Regions from separate parts of the Mus musculus genome. Here region 2 is linked to region 1. Evidence: chromatin loops called from intact Hi-C (ENCODE). Cell type or tissue: left cerebral cortex. All regions are shown on one strand.

The links. Hi-C counts contacts between places; a loop is a spot of excess contacts. Peaks named below come from ENCODE experiments on the same cell type or tissue, not always from the same donor. Only the 100,000 strongest peaks of a DNase experiment are listed, where the experiment ranks them.
Region 2: it touches region 1 in a loop (4-fold over the local background); 3 of 42 quality-filtered maps call a loop at or near these places.

The regions. Positions count from the first base shown.
Region 1 is chr5:32,138,842-32,141,341 of GRCm38, forward strand. All of the region lies in intron 1 of Fosl2 (fos-like antigen 2), which reads left to right. Among named protein-coding and RNA genes, the nearest start is that of Fosl2, 3.6 kb to the left of the region's middle. In left cerebral cortex, a CTCF peak has its summit at 1,121 (motif pointing left); DNase peaks (open chromatin) are centred at 735 and 1,109; H3K4me3 peaks cover 266 bases.
Region 2 is chr5:31,809,684-31,812,183 of GRCm38, forward strand. All of the region lies in intron 4 of Babam2 (BRISC and BRCA1 A complex member 2), which reads left to right. Among named protein-coding and RNA genes, the nearest start is that of Babam2, 110 kb to the left of the region's middle. In left cerebral cortex, no CTCF peak of the experiment used is centred here; a DNase peak (open chromatin) is centred at 1,534.

The DNA.
Region 1 (2,500 bases):
GGAACAGGGGGAAGGCTTCCCCCTCCCTGATCTGGCTGTCTATAAAACTGTTCTGTGGTCCCAGTGATAGGCCTCTGTTTTTGTTACTTCCCAAGTCTGTGCTGCTACCCCACCCCAATCTGGGCTCAAGGTAACTTTATTACATGCCAGATAAAGTCTGTAATCAGCTCTGCTCCCAGCCCTCTACATGGGGAAGCTTTCCTGGCAGTTAGTGACTGGGCCTTCCTCCTTTATGACTGCACGGTGGACCAATCCAATCAGTGGAACTTGTGAGAAGTTCCTGGTTTTCCTTGTGCAAGTGCATACTATTTTCCCCCTGTTCTCCTTGTTTGTGGGGTCCTGTATCCCCATAAATTTGCTGTCTGGCACTCCCCCCCCGACCCCCCCCCCCGCGACATCTAGCTTCATAAGGTCTTAATACTGCGTCTTAGTACTAAGTACCTAGTACTTCCCCACTGACCTGTGGGGTGGGAGGCAGACAGCTCTTTGTTAAGACCTCTGCTTGTGTCTATGGCAGGAACTCAAAACACGAAAACTATTTCCTGTTGTAGCTATAATCTCAATCTCAAAGGTTAATCAATCCCTGGCAATTTAATTTTTTTTGGAGCTAGGTGGATGCACCTCTTCCTCCTGGAGTGTGCTTTGTTGTTGTGATTTTCTTTTTCCTGGGACAACACCTCCAGATATATGCTGTGCCCTGCTCCTTGGCTGTTACGGTTTCAGGGCCCTGGCATTACGCAATCCAGCCAGTTACACAAACATAGGTCATTTCATAACTTGTTTTCTTCAGCCAGGCCCCCTTCAAATGAAAAACAAAACAAAACAAGACACGGAACTTTTCCAAGGCAGCTATCTGTTCTGATGACTTGTGAGAGTAAGTCAAGGGCATTTCCTTCAGGATCAGGGACCATCAGGCCAACTTTTCCCCCCTGCCACATTCTTCCAACAGGCGTATGCGCGCGCGCACACACACACACACACACACACACACACAAAATTCCCCAGAGTGAACTTTTGCCAACTGTACCAGGCTGGGACATTCCTCACATCAAACAACTTTTACCAGAAATGACTGTGATTTCCCAAGTCAGCCTCAACTGTACCCCTCTAGTGCCCCCTACAGGACATTTTTGGAAGAGCTATTCTGAGAATGTATTTTTCCAATCTCAAGAGTGTTAAACTTCGTTAGTTTTCCAAATTCTTAGAATTTTTCTTCTTATTTAAGGCAAACGAATGTCATATATTGAACAATAACTAACTACAAATGACTTGAATTAAAACTGAGTTTAAGAAAAAAAATCTTTTTTTTTTTTAATAAAGCCCGGTTGGAATAAAAGAGTGCTTTTTTTCTTGTTCATGAGTTGCCTCCCCCAGCCCATGGTGTTTTCAAATACTCAAGGATTGTTTTCCCCATCTGCTTGTGTGGGGAATGTTGGAGAAGGGAGAGATGCGAATTGGTGGTCTTTCTCTCTTTGTTTTTTGTGATCTTACAGATGTTGTAGATTTGGATCATGCAGTGTTATCCCAGGAATGTATCTGTTCCGCGGATTCCTCCTGGAGGAGGTGCCCAGTTTCTCACCACCATGGGGTGAAACAGCAGTCATAAACTGTCTGAGAAGTGGTTGAATTTTCCTTTCTAAAACCCTGAGTACATTTCCATTATTGTATTGACTGAGTGTATTATTATTATCGAGTGTATTATTATTATCGTATTGTACTGACTGTCTTATTATTCACACTGAATATAAAATTTGAGGGCTTGAGGTGTTTTTTTTGTGTGTGTTTGTTAGTTTGTTTTTTCTTACAACAAACACACCAGAGCCTACACACCTAAATCACATAAACCATTATCATCATCATCATCATTGACATCGCCTCCTCCCTTGCTGGACTATATGCTTAGTTGAATGCTGAGACTGCCGTTCTCAAAGGCGTTGCAATACTGGGTTTTTGTTTTGTTTTGTTTTTTATTGTTTTCAGTGCATATAGAAAATTCTCCCTGCCAACAAATCTTCTCTCGAATGGTGAATTTGATATTTGAAAATTACCAAAAGGTCTTTGGAATTAAGTCTGACACATGAAGTCTGAATGGACAGACTGGTGAGACCCCAAGTCTTGTAGGTCTCGGTCTCCAGCGTCCATTTGGAAAGATGTTCTCCCATTCAAAGCTCATAAAATGGCCCCTTGCTGACAGCATCTTTGTGTTTATGCCTTGGACATTTTCCCCTTAGTTACACAATTCCGGTTTATGTGTTGAAAAGGAAAAATTAGCCTCACTGCTGGGTGGACGGGGTTCGTCTCTATTGTGTGTTGAGTTGTGACCTCAGCAGATCAAATAATGTCAGCTGTTCTGTTTGAGATCTACGTATCTGTCCCAATCCCGCTTGGTAACTTGACCCTCTGAGCCAGTAACAAAGCTGAATCAGCCTTGACAAGTGGCCGGTGTCACTAGGCTTCCTTTCCAGCCGTTCTTTAAGAGGTGACAGACCACCCGCCCTCC
Region 2 (2,500 bases), 330 kb before region 1:
ATTAAACCAGGAATGCTCGGGCCTCAGGAGAGGTCTAGAAGATATTCCATATCCAGGCAAAAGAGGGGAACAGGTAATAAAGAGCTGTGGGAGAGGCAGAAACTACCAAGAGTAGAATTAATTGGCTCTCCCTTCCCTAAGACAGGACCTCAAATGTAGGCCATTGCTGGCCTTGAACTTGCTACATAGTTAGGGTTGACCTTTAACTGAGTTCCTGCTTCTCCCTCCCATATATTGGGATTGTAAGTATATGCCACTCTGTCTGGCTCTACATTATTGAAATATATCATACCCACTTCCCACCCTGCTCTAGGTTAGGTAGCCCTGGATTCCAGGAGTTAATACTTGCTAGAAATCTTTGATTGTGAGACACGTTTTCTATAAACAAATTCTCTTCCTGAGAAACATGTGGGACAAGTAGTCGAAAAGTCCAGAAGGGAGACTAGCCATCCTGACATCAGAGGGGCTCATAGGAGGGTTTAAGGAATCATTGTAAAACAATAAGTCAGATTGTTATAAAGATGGTTAAATTTTCTTCCTTGCTATGAAATGCCTGACTATGGTTCAGAATACAGAATAAGTTCTGTATACCCAAAGGGTAAGTATCATCTGGGCTTATTAAATCCATGTTTCAATGATAGGACCCATGAGCTTGCCTTTCAAAGATACATCCACATTGTTCTGAAGACACCCAAGGCTGTCATACTTGCTTCAGGAGATCAGGATCGTCTGGTTAGTGAAGACTATGAAGTGACAACCTTCTTTGAGAGATTGTCCCTTTACCTGACACCTCAGTGCCTGTGGTGCATGCTAAGTAGGTGCTCTGCCACTGAGCTATATCCATAATCCCTGTTTTGTTTTGTTGCTTGGTTGTTTCGTTTTGAGACAGGGTCTTGGTGAGTAGCAGAGGCTAGCCCTCATCACCAAATTCTTCTGCCTCCACTTTTCTTGCCATGATTACTAGCTTGGGCAACCTGGAAGAGTTGGTTTTTTTGTTTTTTGTTTTGTTTGTTTGTTTTTTTAAAAGAAATGGTGGTTGTGAGAAAAGAGATCCCATTTTGTTTGTTTGTTAGTGGGTTACTAGCATTAGATATTGGTACCTTGGAATGGGAAAACCTGGCTAAGGTTTCTGAAGCAGTTCATTGGCCTGGGGAACTGTGTAATTATTCATGACAGCTCTGGAACAAATGCCTTTCTTTGGTTGATTGTGAGGTTCACCACAGTGTTGAAAGAACTGGTAAGGTTTGGGTTTGGGGATTGGAGAGGGATGACAAGTTTGAAGAAGCGAAAGTTCATTAAACAGTGTTCACTATGTACTGCTACGTTGATATATGGTTTGAGTGCAGTCAGTGTGGCTGCTCTGTGGGGCCCATTTTAGGTCTCCAGAGAGAGAGAGATTGTTTGCAGAAGATATAAAGGTTTTCTGCTCCAAGGCACACATTCCCAGCTTGGCATATAGCCAGCACTCATGTGACACCACCACCAGACAGCTCGAACGTGCTGCATGTGCTCTAGTTAAGTGGAGCAGAGGTAAAAATATCTGCTGGGTAAGGGACCATGAAGTCAATGAACACCGCACCAAGCTCCGTTCTCAAGAAAGGCCAGATGCAGATTGTTCTCTATGGCCCCAAGTTACATGCCAACGATCAAAGGGTCCTTATCTGGTCTCAGCCAGTTCATTCCTTACAGCCTTAGCGGCTCTGCTCGTTTCTCTGGAAGGCTGCCTTATTACTCACTGAGACAAATGGCGTCTTCATCTTTGAAAAGCTCTAGGACGGGGAGCATCTTAGATACCTACTGCAGATGTGTTTTAAGTTCATTAAATGACTCATACTTTATAAAAGTATGGCCGTCTGTTTCTACTTTTACTTTTTCTTTTTTGTTTATTGTAGGGTTAGTGAAAATACATTCATTCTTTTTGTAGGTTTTCTCCCACATGATTGTAAAAAGATTCAGTACCTTAAAGTGACTCTGTACTTAAAGGTTTTTCAGTAGTTATGTGGCTTTGTGGCTTGCTAAGAGTTCCTGTACCTCCTCCTTCACTCCTAGAGAAGGTGACATAGCAGGATCAGTTTTGGTCTCTATCTCCCCACCTCCACCCACACCCTGGACCTGTTCTACTCTCTTTCCTCCTCTTCCTTCTTTTATTTTGGTCCTTTTTTTTTTTTTTTTTTGTAATAGAAACTTGCTTCAAATTGTCTTCAAAAAGTAAAGAGAGTCCATTGGCCTATAGAACTCTGCAAGTGCACAGTTGGACTGATGTTGGTCTTGTGGCTGAAATAACGTCACTAAAGACCCTAGTCTCCTTCTCTCCCATGCCTGCTTGCTTCACATTGTGTTGGTCTTTATTTCCACAACCACATACTACTCTTCCGATGCCCTGCTTCTGTGAACACAGCCTACTCCCCCACCATGGGAAGAAGGCAGGCCTTCAGTTCCCAGCAGGTCAGCTCATGTTGCCATTTATCGCTTTAGTTTGCCAGAGACTGGCTGCATAGGA